2 separate regions of the Homo sapiens genome follow, and region 2 is linked to region 1. Evidence: chromatin loops called from intact Hi-C (ENCODE). Cell type or tissue: heart left ventricle. All regions are shown on one strand.

What was found. Peaks named below come from ENCODE experiments on the same cell type or tissue, not always from the same donor. Only the 100,000 strongest peaks of a DNase experiment are listed, where the experiment ranks them.
Region 2: a loop joins it to region 1, with 3 times the contacts of the local background. A loop is called at or near these places in 5 of 110 quality-filtered maps.

What each region holds. Positions count from the first base shown.
Region 1 is chr5:107,214,522-107,222,521 of GRCh38, reverse strand. No RefSeq gene overlaps it. Among named protein-coding and RNA genes, the nearest start is that of LINC01950, 210 kb to the right of the region's middle. In heart left ventricle, no CTCF peak of the experiment used is centred here; a DNase peak (open chromatin) is centred at 4,501; H3K27ac peaks cover 4,095 bases.
Region 2 is chr5:107,568,225-107,576,224 of GRCh38, reverse strand. The region is part of intron 1 of EFNA5 (ephrin A5); the gene reads left to right. Among named protein-coding and RNA genes, the nearest start is that of EFNA5, 99 kb to the left of the region's middle. RefSeq lists enhancers at 914-2,410, 3,883-4,177, 4,188-4,337, 4,908-5,187, 4,798-5,509 and 2 more. In heart left ventricle, a CTCF peak has its summit at 4,031 (motif pointing right); a DNase peak (open chromatin) is centred at 4,004; H3K4me3 peaks cover 1,116 bases; H3K27ac peaks cover 3,986 bases.

The DNA of each region.
Region 1 (8,000 bases):
GATCATGATGTATTTTATTCATCGAATCAAGACAAATTAAGAAATTATCATTCCATCTAGGCAAATATCCCAGGTAGACTGTAAACTTAAGCTGGAAATAGATTTTTTTAAAAGTGAATTAAAGAAAAAATTAAAGGAAGTTAAATGTTACAGTAAATACAGCTTAAGACCATTAACTTTTTGAATAATCAATACCAGAAATAATAAAGTAGATAAAAAGATTTACTCATCATGTCTGGAATATTGAAAAGATATTTGACAACACATAAAAGAATACTTAACTTGTGAGGAGATGTCTGATTACTAATTTTATATGTATTTTGACCACATAAACATATTTAAAACAATTTTGTAACCTTTTCGATGTCTGCACTCATTTCATGGTAGCGAGATCGAGTTGTGACTCCATAGACAGGGACTGACCCTCCCAGAAGTTCAGGTTTCCAAGGCATGAAGCTTATGATCAATGCTTCAGCAAACTCTATTAAGGGAATGATTACTAAGAACCCTAGCTAGAAAGTGCCTTTTGGTGAAATGTATTATAGATAACATTGTGTTTCTGGTGGCGTTGCAGGGGATGAAACTCCATTAACCTGTTAAGCACGAAGGGTGTAAAAATGCTAAGAGAGAAAAATCATAGAGACTGGAGAAAAGATTTTCCTGCAGTGCTGTGTTCTAAATGGATGAGAGAGCTTCAGATAGTTGTTGTTGCATGGAGCTAGGTCTTAATCTCTTTGTCGTAGAAGGGGAGGGACATTTTGAAAATGGACACCTGCTCAATCTCCTCCCTCCTCAGGAAGCTCTGGCAGTGGCACAAGTTATGCGGTTCCAGGGTGGGCATGTAGGTGTAGACTTTGGCTCCACTTGCCAGCACATATTGCTTGCTCACTGCAGAAGTCTATGCAGTCGTATGGTTGTCCCCAGGTGGGTCATCTGTGGCCATTCTGCAGCGTGTCAGTACTCACATGGTACCTCAGATATTATTCCAGAGAACTGGCTATTTTCATTCCCGCTTGTGCACTTTTGGAGGTAAATGTGGAGAGCCGTCTGATAGAGACAAGTGCTACCCCTAAGCACATATGCAGTAAAATTTAGGCTGTGTGGTGAGATTTGAGGGGAAGGAAGTACTCCCAGGCATCTAGTTTTGCTTAAAGGGTGCTGTGAAGAGCAAGAAGGAATCCACATCGTCTCTGAGTTTGCTCACGTGAAAAGACGAATTACACTGGCTGATTTCAGGGCAGCCGGGAGTGTTCACTGATCCAGAATATTTCCTTTTCCTGACTACCCTTGTTCTTGAAATTCCATCAATCAACATTGTTTTTAGAAGTAAAGCTTTGTCTTTTCTAGGAATAACCTTTGGAAATCTATTTATCGCAGTGAGTGGTAGTTCTTTTATATTAATTGGTTTTTTTTTTAACAGAAAACGTAGGAACCTGAAGGAAAGACAGTCTGATGTGAGGATGGAAGAACAGATGGGCTCATTTGTCCATTTTTATTTATTTACTTATTCATTCATTCAACAACAAAAAATGAATCGAAGAAACTTTTTTCCTTTTATTTTTAGTTGGCCCATAATTGCTTTTATTTATGGGATTCAGAGTGATATTTCTGCATATGTATACAATGTGTAATGCTAAAATCAGTGTTAATTAGCACATCCACCACCTCAAACATTTATCATTGCTTTATGTTGTGAACATTCAAAATCGTCTCTTCTAGACTTTACAGAATGTACAATAAATTATAGTTAACCATATCTACCCTACAGAGCCACACAACACCAGAACTCATTCTTTCTATCTAGCTGTAATTTTGTATTCATTAACCAATTAATTAGTTTCTATCTAGCTATAATTTTGTATCCATTAACCAATTAACTTCTTTCATGAACTGAGCTTTTTGTTTTTAGCTTTCACATGTGAGTGAGAGCATGTTATATTTATGTTTTTGTGCTTGACTTATTTTGTTTAACCTAATGTTCTCCAGGCTCATTCATGTTGGCATGAATGAGAGGATTTCATCCTTTTTAAAGGCTGACTAGAATTTCATGATGTATATATACCACATTTTCTTTATTCATTCATTTTTTGATAGACATTTAGCTTGATTCCATATCTTTGCTACTGTGAATAATGCTGTGATAAACAGAAGTGCAGGTATGCCTTTGATATCATGATTTCTTTTCCTTTGGAAAAAAAACACAGTAGTGGGATTGCTGGATTATATGGTAGTTCTATTTTTAGCTTTTTGAGAAACATTTACACTGTCTTCCATAATGGCTGTACTCATTTATATTTCCACAAATAGTGTATGAGTTATCTTTTCTTTTCCTCCTCACTAGCATTTGTCATTTTTTGTCTTTTTGACATAGCCATTCTAAGCAGGGTGAGATTATATCTCATTGTGGTTTTGATCTGCATTTCCCTGACGATTAGTGATGTTGAACATTTTTTTGTATACTTCTTGGCCATTTGTATGTCTTCTTTTGAGACATATGTATTCAGATCCTCTGCCCACTTTTTAATGGGATTATTTGTATTTTTGCTGTTGAATTGTTAGAATTCTTTTTATATTCTGGATATTAGTCCTGGTCGAATCAATAGTTTGCAAATATTTTCTCCTATTCTACAGGTGTCTCTTCACTCTGTTGATTGTAAAGAAACTTTTAAACATGTAAATTAATAGATAATTTACAGAATACTAGGTTCTGTGGGGTGGAGGGAAGGTACAGAAATTAATGATTTTGCTGACTTCAAGTTCTTACCACATAGAGGAGATATTAAGAGAAGTATTTGGATAATCATAATCCAAGGCAAAGTCTAATTTTTGGCACAACTCAATGGTTGCTCCAAACAAGCCTAGTACAAAGTTGTTTTGCTAAGTATTACCAAGAATGCTTTTCAAGTAATTATAATAGTTTTTCATGCCTATACTGTGGCAGGCACTAGGCTAAGTGTTCCCTTTCAATTAGCTCACTTGATTCTCATAACAACTTTAGGAGATAGTTCCATTTTACCATCTCTATTTTACAAAGAGGTTAAATAACTTTTCCAAGGTCACACTACTACAGAGTGGATATCTGAGCCAAGCCCAAACAAAATGCTGTGGACAACGTCCTGACTGATGTAATTATCTCAGTCCATTGCAGAAGTAGCACCTGATTCCACTAGGAGCTATTAGCAACGTAAGGATCCGATTTTCTGAAATTCACCAGTAGAGAGGTTGGCCAAGGCCAAGAAAATAGGAGAATCATGATATTTATTAAGACAGGGAAATGGGGAAATCTCTGGATCACGGTGCTGGCCAGGGTAAATATGACCTGGTGTAAAATGATGTAACCCTAGATTTATACCACAGTGTAAATTTCATGAGGGCAGAAACTGCAACTTCATCTTACTCATCCTTGTCTTCCCATCACCAAGCACAATATATGGCACTGAATGGGCATTCAATACACTGATGGTGAAAGAACATATGAGGAACCAGTGGTGAAGGAGTCATTGAGAAATTCATTTACTTCATCATCTGACCATGCTGGTTATCGTGAGAAAGTGAGGCCACATTTAATCTTTGAACAATGCTGTAACTTTGCTTGAGTGAATCACACTAAGGAGGCTGTAGAACAGAGAGGTTATGTACATGCTTTAGAGTCAGGCAGAACATGTTTGGATCTAGGCACCCATAATTACTTGCTCTATGATCTTAGGCAATCTAATTTTCTGGAGTCTTAATTTCCTCAGTTGTAAAACTGGAAGTATAATATCTCATGTGTTGTTACAGAGATTAAAAGTGGTAACAAATATAAACTCTTAGTACAATGTCTGGCACATAGGAAGGGCTGCTATCATTTTTATTCCTTTTGTTGTTATTCATGTTATCATAATGATTATGACTATGAGTCATAACAATGGAGTGGAAAGAGCTCTAGACATCATTAAAATACCTTTGCTCTATTCCTGATATATATATATATATATTTTAAAGTATATTTCTAACTCAGATCTCCTAGGAATTGTATTTTCTGTAAAATATAGTTGTGTAGAAATGAGGTTACATATAGGAGCACTTGGTAAATTGCAAAGCATGATAAAAATGTAAGATGATATTATTTTTCCTTACTTTACATAGTTTTATGATTTGTGCTTTTGGTATCTCCTATTTGGCTTGCTTGACCTTAGCTCTCAAACCTATATTCATAAGAAACACCAGGAGAAATTTAAACCTACAGATTCCTGGGCGTCACCCTTAGAGATTCTGATTCAATAGGTCTGGGTCGGGGATGAAGCTGCATTTTTCAACAGGCTTTTCTGTTGATGCCAGTGCAGTTGTACTGTGGCTACCCTTTGAATAGTGCCACTCTGCGATGTGTAACTAATTTGAAGACTGCCGTGACCACTTCAAATTCTAGATCCTGCTTGGTCCTGAAGCAGTGGTTGGTAAAGGCTACTATGAGAGCTGTGGCCCACTGTGCGTCGTCATTTCTATTTGTAGCTGAGTGGAGTTGGCAGCAGGCACAGGCTGGCAGTCGTTTCCAACACACTCCTTGTCAAAGTACATACTGTTTCTGCAGCTGGCATCTATTCCCTGTACATCCCAATTATAACAGTATTACTGAGTCTTGTGACAGTCACACATTTCATCACCTTGGGGGACTGGGCAGAACAGGTTTGCCATGGCAAGGGTGCCCTGTTCCCTCCTTTCTTTGTATTCATCATAGCCTAGGAATCTTGTTGGTCTTGCTTGGCACTGAGTGTGTGCTGTTCCTAACTGAGGATGTCTGGAGCCCAGAACAGGTCAGAGATTATGTGTAAGCTGCAGGTTTGGAGTTGCAGGTTGTGCCTGCTGTAAAACACTAATTTTTGAAGCATTTCTACTATTAAAATTTTCACTGTTATGATGATCATCATGCTTTGCCCTCCTTTGCTGGGCCTGAATGCCTCAGCAAACCATTCCTACTCCTAGGTGCACATGACTGATCCTCTATAATTTGATGGAAGTATAGGGTGAATTTCACACTACCTGCATAATGGGGAGTTTTGATACCTGCATAATGGGGAGTTTTGATGCCTGCATAACTTTTTCCTCTTAAGGAAGTAAAGGAGATAATACAATAGATGTTGAACTATTGTAGTGAAATGTGTTTATGTATAATACATACTCAAACTGTCTTTACTTAGTAACCTGATTTTTAAAATATGAATAGCAAGTTGACACACAGAAAAACATATATTGAGAGTATCTGTTATTTTGGATAATTACTGGAAGTGTGTTACTCTTGAAAGTTATAGTTAATGAAGATATTAAAATAGATCAGCATTTTTCTTTTTAAAAAAGCTATCCTGACATGGATGTGGGTTTAGTAATTGTTACTGGTAACAGCTTATTTGAGATCAATGTTATATTTATGTTAGTTGGTATCAGCTGGAAAAAGATGATTCTTAAAGGTAAACTCAGGGAGAATAGGCTGAATATAATTAATACAAATAGGAGAAATGACTGTTGTCTTAGTCCATTTGTGTTGCTGTAAAGGAATACTTGAAGCTGGGTAATTTATAGAAAAAGGCTTATATGGCTCACAGTTCTGCAGGCTGTACAAGATGCCTAGCAGCAGCATCTGCTTCTGGTGAGGGCCCCTGGCTGCTTCCACTCGTGGTAGAAGGCTAAGAGGAGCAGGCATGTCCAGATCACATGATGGGAGAAGAAGCAAGAGAAAGAGAAAGAGGAGAGACGTGCCTGGCTCCTCGTAACCACCAGCTGTCATGGAAACTACTAGAGAGAGCACTCACTCATCACTGTAAGGATGGCACCAACGCATTCATTCATGAGAGATCTGCCCCCCTGACGAGAACACCTCCCATTATGCCTTTCCTCCAACCCCAGGAATCAATTTTCAACATGAGATTTGGAGGGGTAAAACAAATCAAACTATACTAACTGACAAATGTAAATATTTACAATAAATATAGTAGTGGTGATATTAGAGACACACTGAATTTTAAGCTGTCTAGCAGAATCTCTCCTAAAAAGATAGCATGGTTCTCGAATGTAAAAATTTGCAAAAGTTAATAAAATACCTTATTTGAGTATTCTGCCTTCCATAACTCAAGGGAAATGTAAGGAGCTTAACAGAGAATAAAAAAATGGTCACAAACGTTATTAAAAGAATGGAAATCTAACCTTATATGGGGAAGTTTCGGGAATAAGGGCTATTTTGCTCTGAAGGAGACAGCTGAGATCTGACTTTGATTTAGTAATGGCCTTCAAAAAATGGACATAAAATGTTAGTATAGAAAGTGATCAATTTTCTCCCCTATCCCACTTTAGCAAGAGCAAAGGGAAGTGTACCTTAGCACAAAGGTTGACAGATTTAGATTTGCAGTTGGTGTTTTTAGGAGAAAATCCTAAAGCATAGAATTCTGAGAGGGAGCTTTAAAAGGCAACACAACCTCTACAGTGTGTGAGGATGGTTTGTGAGTGGTTGCGGCCAGTGTTGGAGAGGTCACAGTGCTTTTCAAGGTTCCTCAACCCTAGAATTCTATGATTAAGCCTAGTTATAGTATGGTGCCCAGGAGGAACAAGCAATTGCTGTGAGAGAAGTTCTCAGAACTGCCTCAAACTCAAAGGTTAAAAGAAATGACAGGGCAGTTTTCAGTTTAACTTGGAGCAGAGAAGCTAGAGCTACAGGAGGATTGGTGACATGAACAGATCTGAGGTAAATTTCCTGTTGGAGAAGTGCCACGCAGACTGTGAAAAAGTGGCATGACTGAAAACATCGATCAGGACAGTCAGAAAGCAGGAAATTGTAAGACAGTGTCTCATCCTAAATTTTATGCATGAGGATGAACAGTCATTTCTTTGAATACAATAGAGACCACAAATTTCCTTATGCTTTAAAAAGTTTATAAAATTACTTTTTAACCTAAAGTTTAAAATTATTTAAAAAATATGCATATTAATTTTGTTGTAATACACATAGCATAAAATTTGCCATTTTAACTATTTTAAGTGTACGTTTTAGGGACGTTCACATTGTTCTACAACCATCACCATTAACCATCTCCAGAACTTCTTTCATCATTCCAAACTGAAACTTCGTACCCATGAAACAATAAATCCTCTTTCTTCTCCCCAATAAAGTTACTTTAATAATTAATCGTATTAAGAAACTATTACCTATTTGGTGCATAGTGTTTTTTTCAAAAAGGGAAATTTAATCATGGTTATCCTATCCTAGGGAAAAATTATGAAGCATTTATTATCCATCAAAGAATATGGTTGTTCATGGTTACAGGGTCTAGAACTGGATAAGAAATATATGTTTTTTCAAAAGAAACCTTAAAACAGAAAATGTTTTAATATAAAAATTATACACATCTAGTTCATGTCATTTGTAGGGACATGAATGAAGCTGAAAACCATCATTCTGAGCAAACTATTGCAAGGACAGAAAACCAAACAGTGCATGTTCTTACTCATAGGTGGGAACTGAACAGTGAGAACACTTGGACACAGGGTGGGGAACATCACACACTGGGGCCTGTCGTGGGGTGGGGGGAGGAGGGAGGGGTAGCATTAGGAGATATACCTAATGTAAATGACGAGTTAGTGGGTGCAGCACACCAACATGGCACATGTATACATATGTAACAAACCTGCATGTTGTGCACATATACCCTAGAACTTAAAGTATAATAATAAAATAATAATAATAATAAATTATACACATCTGAATATTCAGGCTTTGATTGTAAATGTTTTCTCATTTCTTACTACACTGTTACTAGACTGTAGTACAGTCCATGGCTGGGCTTGTATTAGTAAAGCACTGGCTCACAGATAACAAAAGGATTATTAATTTTATATCACAGAAGCTGCAGACTGCTGTACCTCATCTGCAGACTGCTGTACCTTATAGGCTGTTATATTTTGAGTTTCTAATGACCATAGAGGCCAGGTACAGATTTAAAATATTACTAACCCTGATGAAAAGTATTTAACAT
Region 2 (8,000 bases), 350 kb before region 1:
AAAGAGTATGATAATGATGATGGAAATGGTTGTTTCTGTGAGAACACTGTAGGAAAAGCAGAAAACTAGAAAACATCCATTTACAACAACCCATTTTGTACCCTGCCGATGCATTTGGAGAACTAGACATTTAGCTTAAACAAGTTCTGGACAGTTATCATTAATGGCATCCTTGGGTGAGTGTTTAATACAACCATTTAAGTTACTGTTTGCCTGGCATTTCCTCCTTTAGGAAATGAGGCAGTTTGCAGAAAAGAAATTAAATAAATCCTGCCTTTCCTTTTTATTGCCTTTGAGATTTCCATGAAAACTTTTATTTCTTGGGACCTCTAAGTATATTTGCTATTGGCAAATGCTGATGTTCTCTTAACTAAATGATTTTGGAAACTGCTAGAAATAGGTCATGTTAAATAGGTGGAATCCTAGATGCTGTCTTTTTTCTTTATAATCTCTTTCTCCCTGATACCTTGAATTTTTACCAAATCTTTTCATTCTGTGGCCCAATTCTCATAGTGGAATGTAAACTCCTCAAGGGTAAGGACTATGTGCTGTGCTACTTGTTTTCATTGAGCTCAGTAGGTCTACAATAGATTATTTTATAGTTTTCAGGATCTCAGTCATCATGACTAACTTGCCTGGAAAAAAAAATCCAAGCTACATCTACCACATTTTCACCAACTTGAGAAAATGTTAATAAAAACATTTAAAACTGCATGAAAAGTATCTCTAACACATTTTATGAACTAATTGGTATGAAAAGCAGTCTTGGTGGGTTCAAAGGATTACTAGAAAAGGTTTTTCCCCTCAGAGGACATAATTTTCTCCTTTGGGATACATGGTATGTGTCCTGATGACCACAAAACAACCCAAACATTTTGGGAAAGTGTCTGCTTAGCTTTCTGGATTTAAAGTGCACCTGAAGATCCTTAAAAGTGTTACTAAGGTCAGTCTGTTTACAAAATATGATATTTTTCCTGATTACTTAAAGATCACTTCTTATCTGTTGGTGGAATAATTTCTTACAGACTAAAGGCTGCTTTTCACCTCTTGGATCTCTTTGATTAACTGCTTGTTATATTTATACCTCAGAACAGGACCAAAGAAAAATTCCGTTTTTATTCTTTGTTACGTTTGAAGAGTTAATGTGAAAGAACGAGTATCGTGCATTGTCAGGAAATGGTTTTTCACGTTAGCATCAGCAAAGCAGAGCAAGTGCCCTCTGCTGTGGCTTCTTCCCATATTAGACAGGGGTGTCCTTCAGCATCTTCACTGATGATGGGCATAAATCAAATTGAGAACAGTGGTATGTAGTGAATTTAGTGCAACTGCATTTTTTAATATGTAAGTAGGCTTAGGTTTTTATCTCCCTTATCTTAAGCCCCGTCAAGATCAAACTCAAGCAAGCATTCACATCCACAATTGAATCTCACCAGCCTTTTTCTTTAAGTTAACATTAGTTCAAACTCTCCCCACTGCTTCTGTCAATAGATCTTTTAAAGACAGGCATTAGAGTTAAGTTTGCCTTAGTCTTTTTCCCCCCTTCCATATAGCTTCAAGCCCAGGGGCTTCTTTTAATAGCATTAGTTAAGGCCCAGAATTGTGTAGACATTTGTGAAGGAAACTTGAAGTTTGGAACAGAATTGGCCTTTATAGTTTTTCCATGGGGGGAAAAAAATCTTCTTATGAGAATAAAGGCTGCCTACTAATCTGCTACCATCTGGAGAATGGAGAAGCCAGAGGTTGTTGGCACCAGGTCACATCCCTTATGTAAACTGTCAAATTCTTTTCATATTAATGGCATATTGAGTTTAATCTGAGGGGGTTTGGTATCAGTCAGAGCTTATTGAATGATTTTTTTTTTGCAAGGGAGGGCTCCTAGTATTGTTACAATATGAGAGAAAGACACTGAGTACTCCCGAAAATCAACCATTTGATTCATAAAAGTCTTCCTTGTACTCCCACTTTCCACCATTTAGTGATGTTTGAAGCCATGAGTAAAAATCCTCTGAGTTCTTCCAAATAACTCTTTTCCATCTGACTTTATTGAAGAAAGTATGAATACGTCTTAAATTCAATAAGAAAACCAATTGATAGTTATCATACTTATCCCCATACTTGAAATAAAATAGTAGTGAGCCTAAGATTCTGTTTTTCTTACAGATTATTTTGCACATATGTGCATGTGAGTATAAATATAGATGTGCATTTTGGTGCTTTAGGGTGTAATAGAACAGCTAAAATCACCCCAAGTCTTATGAGGCTCCTGCTAGCCAAGTGGTAAAGAATAAAAATCCTTACTTTTTGGTTATGAAACCTTTAGCCTCTTGTGGACACAGGGCCAAACAGATTGCAAATGTCTTGACAGCTCTATTCACAGCAGAAGCTTATTCCCAAAACTGGTGCAGATTGATTTTGTTCGTTCTAAAACTGTTCCGTTCTCCCCCTCTTATAAATAAAAATAGACCCACACACTCATTCCCAGACCTTTTGATAGGTAAGGGTTGAACTCTCTAAACCATAGCATGGAAACCCACGTAATCATGTTATTCCCTGGGATAGACATCCATAGTGCAAGCTAAAAGAAGTGGTGAATAAAAGCCGCTGTTGTATTCTGTACTATCCACATAGGATATTTTGGCAAAACAGGTCTAACACTGAATAAATATTTCTTGAACAAATAAATAAAAGAATGACTACAAACTCTCATTTTACCTGGACAGTCTTCTGCTTGCATAAGGAGCATGAAGAAACAAAACCTAAAAATTACGGCCAACAGGATTAAGTAAAGAAGCACTGAGATATCTAGCTTTGGAAAATTCTTTTAAATTCTGAAATGAGAGCATTTGTCCTTGGGGCCTATATTCCACTGGCACTTCTTACCCCCTGGTTTCATATGTAAACCAGAAAATGAAAACCAGACCCACTGACCCAAAGGAGATGAAGCATGTTTCTTTTGCCCATTATATTTCTCTGCTCACGCCTAGATGCCTTGCCTTCTCTGTCCTCTGTGTTTGAAGTTGAGAGCTGGGAACAGACATGAGATTGAGGTCCCAGGGAGAAGCCAAGTTCAGCCTGAGCTGGTGAACTCACTGAGACTAAGGGCAGATAATGTGAACTAAAGATACTCACTTATGACATTTGTGCCAGTAAGGGAAAGACCCACTGCGCCTTTACAAACAGGTTTCTTTTTGGTTGTCTTAACGGATGGCGCCTAGCTGAACGTCTTGGCAGTTTTCCTTAAGTAAGCGTCTCCAATTGATGATGATGGGAATGAGCTTAACACACAAGCCAGTATTACATAGGATTTTCTGCCAAAGACATTGAATGCACCAATTCTGAAGGGAATCATCATAAGGGACAGCGGGCTGATCTTACAAAACATCAGCATGCTTATGCAAGACCCCAACAGCAACAAAAATGACAAAGAATTAGGTGAAAAGGAAGGCAAAAGCTTGGGAAGAAACATGAAAATGTCCGTGTGAAGACATGTGTAAAAAAACAATGGAAGTGCAAAACTGATTTTAGTATTATATTTTGTTGGCAATAAATTCCATCCCGTTGTTTGAATGCATTTTGATCCTACGCTGCAGTGTCCATGTGCTAATAATTTAAATAATTACTGTTAACGTTATAGTAAACTCTAACTTCTAAAAGGGCAGTTAGTCCAGATTTTCTCCAGTAGTCAAGCACTGTATCTGTGAATGACTTAAGAATCTTTTCATGGCAGGTTCCCTTTGGCGGCCCCCTCCTCCCTAGCTTTCTAAACTTCTCACTTGCAAAGCAGCAAGCAGGTTTGTATTCATTCTTTTCAGCTTGCTTGGATTTTATCTGACTGCAGAGAACCGTGACTGGACAAAGATTGTGGTTTGGGGCGGTGACTGCTGTGACGGCACCCTTTGCTCCCATTGTGTGCTTTACAAGGGACTCGCTCTGCCAGAGCTCCTTTCTCCTTCCCCCGGTCTAAACCAGAGAGCTCCGAGGGCTGTCTGGCGCAGGACCAAGAGGCGGAGTTCAGCACCGCGGCCAGCAGGGGGCGTACTTGCCAGATAAGAACAGGTTTCTCGGTGCCAGAGTAACTCACATCACGCACGTTCTCTGCCGGGCTGTCCTTTTTAGTCAATTTGGCTCAAGATTAGACTCCAGAAGCATTTTATTTTGCCCTCTAAGGTCCCGGCCCACACCTGTATGACTGTCTGTCCACGCTGCTGTTTGCAGTTTCTTTTTGTTGTTAACAGTAGGCTCTGCTTTGCCATCCCTGCCGTCTGGTCACCTTTTACTTAGAAATTGGAGAGTGGTTTTCTTTCCCTCTCCCTGTATCACAGGTCAAGTTGAAGGGTACGGTCACCTGCAGGGAACAGGACCAAGTGTGTTCATTGAGCATTTTGCTGTTTTACATGACCTCGCCATAAAGGAGTGTCTCTACGAGAAAGGAAAAACCTGTTTCATAACGCAGTGCAGAGCTTTGTTTTCTCTCGTCAGGGTGACAGCCCTTTGGTTCCTGCCAGTGGGTATGCGACAGGAAGGTGGGGAAACTGGATCATGAAAATTCCACGGCTGGCAATTGCTCATTCTTTAGCCTTCTAGCCAGAGGATAGTGTCTGGTTCCCAGGGTGGCTCAGTACAGTATTTAATTCAGAGAGCCCAAACCTATGCCATTAGCATTTTATTCTTTAAAAAAAAAAAAAGAGGATGACCCTTGGTAATTTATAAGCAGCTTCAGCATAGTCTGGCACGAGGGGGTGATTGAGGAAGCGTTTTGTTTTTTGAAACTTGGATTCAGTGAACTTGTTGACTGGACTTTGCTGGGTAATGTTTTTCCCCGACAGCGAGCCATCTGCACAGGAAAAGTTCACAGTGCAACCCCGGGGCTTGTTACCACAATGTGGTGCTTTATGACTGGGAGCCTTTTCTTGAACGCCTGAGCCACTAGGTTCCTGTGCTCTCTGCCCCAGGTTGGATTACAAGTTGCCCCAGTGCTGGAGCAATTCCCACTCTGGCTGGGGCGGACACGGGAGCAGAAACCCCACAGCAGGTGCTGATGCTTCGGATATCTTTTTCTGTAGGCCCCTAAGCCCTCTTCCCCCACTCGCTCACAGTTCCCAACCCTTGCCGCCCTGGGCCCCATTCTTGGATTAGTTCTCAGGCAGCTGAAAATACTGATGTGCTACTTCCTGTTGAGAGAGAGAGAGAAGAGAGAGTGCACCCGTGCAACTGCAACAGGTACCCCCCAGGGAGGAATGTGAAATCACTGAGCTCAAATCTTAGATGGCTTTCAGAAGTCTGTGTAGAGTGAGTTTACTTTCGTTTGTTTTTAGCAGAAGCCCATTATTTAATGGCAGCAGGTTTGTTTTCAAGTCCCTTGGAAGTAACTTGGTGGTATTTCAGGTATATACGGATATAGAATCCAAACTCTGGTATTTATTGGTTCTTACTTTGCTCACATCAATTGGTCTGTTTAAGCCAGTCATGTGCACAATAGGGTTCCAACATTAATTTTTTTTCAGAAACTGAGATTTACTTGCTGTCCTCTTTTTCTACTATTAGAATCATTAATACCTGCCCGCCCCCACCCCCACACACACACTTTTTCATTTTAAAAGTCATCTCTAGGAGCTGTCTTTCCCAGAGCCTCATTGTTCATGAATTATATTGTGAATCCATTTGGACACCGACCAGGAAGTTGCTATAATTGCTCACATGCAAGTAAAAGCTTTCTCTGTGTATTAATTAGTTGATACAAGGGATTAAGATGATTACATGAAAGGCATTGCTACTTCCCTCTGAATAGTTAGACCAAGGTGGGTGCCAAGGCATCATTTGATCCCATTTGCTCAGCATGTTCCCTTGATAAAGGCACAGAATTTGAACAGTGAGGTTTCCGGAGGCAGCAGAACGTGGGAATCATTTGGATTCACTGTGTCTGTTGATGTGAAATGTGGGATATTAATCAAGGCTAATTACATGCAATGGGTTTGGAACCAACTGAAGGCCAGTTCAGGGCATGGTTCTCTATGTAATTACGGACTTTAAGGTACCAGGGTAATTACTGGAAATTAGAGGCCCTTCCTTTATGGGTCTTGCCTCTCAAAATGTGAAAACAGTTTCTTTCACCATTAGGAGGTAGGTCTCTCCTCAGAGTTTGGTGTTAAACAGATACAGCCAGCTTTTAAGTAGGTCTTGGTCATGCTATGTCAGCTTTCTAGAGTTAGGGCAGTAATCCAGATAATTCTGGCCTACTTTTTTTTCCCTGTCAGTGATCTTCTGATATTTTAATTCAAAATAAAAAGTGGTGTACACTTGCTTAGGAAGTGGAATTTTAATAGTTCACTGTCCTTTTGTAGAAGATCATTTCCTCTTGTGTTGTTTGTTTGCTTTTTTTTTTTTTTTTTTGGTCTCCCAGGCTGGAGTGGCATGGTGCAATCTTGGCTAACTGCAGCCTCCCCCTCCCAGGTTCAAGTGATTCTCCTGCCTCAGCCTCCCAAGTAGCTGGGATTACAGGCACATGCCACCATGCCTGGCTAATTTTTTTGTATTTTTAGTAGAGATGGGGTTTTACCATGTTGGCCAGGCTGGTCATGAACTCCTGACCTAGGTGATCCTTCCACCTCAGCCTCCCAAAGAGCTGGGAATATATATATATATATATATATATATATATATATATAAATATATATATACACACATATATATATAAATATATATACACACATATATAAATATATATACACATATATATAAATATATATACACATATATATAAATATATATACACACACATATATAAATATATATATACACACATATACATAAATATATATATATATACACACATATACATAAAAATATATATATATATACACGTATATATATTTTAAGGGTAGTCTGCAGTCCTTTCTATTAATACATTTAATATCTTTTTACTTGGAAATTTGAGTTGCTTCACAATGTATGAGTGTTTGGAGATGCTACTTTTTTTGAGGAAGCCCCTTCCTAGAGGGCTGGGAAAGCCACCATTGTGAGACTCTTGTGGGAAGGTGAACATTCACCCCCAATACAGAAAGCCCCAAAACCCAGATTCTTGTTTCCTGGATCTCTGGTAGCATATGTCTTTATGCTCATCTGGGGGTTAATATGCTAAGTATAGATTTAACTATGCGTATCTTTGCTTACAGGCATGTGTTTATTAAAAGCTCAGGAAAAGGACTTGGCCACTAAGGTCAACAGAACCAAGGTGGGAGGAACTAGTGATTTTTATAAGTCATATATTTAGCTGTCCTGACATTGTTCTTTTTAAGTGCTTTCAGAATTAGTTCCTATTATAGATACACCATTTCTGAATCTGAAGACCGAGAAGGATTTGTAAAAGTATGGAGGGCTTATGATAATTTTATAAAACTGAGGTTTTGTATATTTTATATATAAGATATTCTGTATCAAATTTTTTAAAAAATGTTTTTTCAACTAGTTGATTTCATCACAAGGCTCAAACCCTACAAATTCTGAAGTTTTATTTATGTTGGCATTTCTGATTCTGTTATGTTCCACAATTATTTGTATGTTCTCTGTCTAGAAAGTCTATGTCTATGTCTAGCCTCACTGCATGTTCCTGACTTGGGTTTGAGGATGGCCAATGGAAGAAGGAGTCATTGTGTCTCTAAATTGGGGCATTTAAGGACTGCAGCTGTCAGTTTCTTTCCTGATGGCTTTACCCTTTGTTTGATCACTCAAGTGTTAATGCAGTGCTGCTGCTGGCCTGATTTCACCATTGCTTCCCCTCCACTACCTGCCTAGGCATGTCCTCTCTGTAGGAATTGCCAGGCTTCTCCCTGGTCTAACTGTCTCTCAATTCTCTTTTCTGGCTTTCCCATGGGTTGTTCTCTCCCCACGATCTTTATTATTCCTCTTTGTCTTTTCTCCTTTTTTTCTTCCCCTCCCCTGTAGAAAAATGGGTCTGTATTTTGATAGCTACGGGGTATATATGTGTATATGCAGAGGGGTAT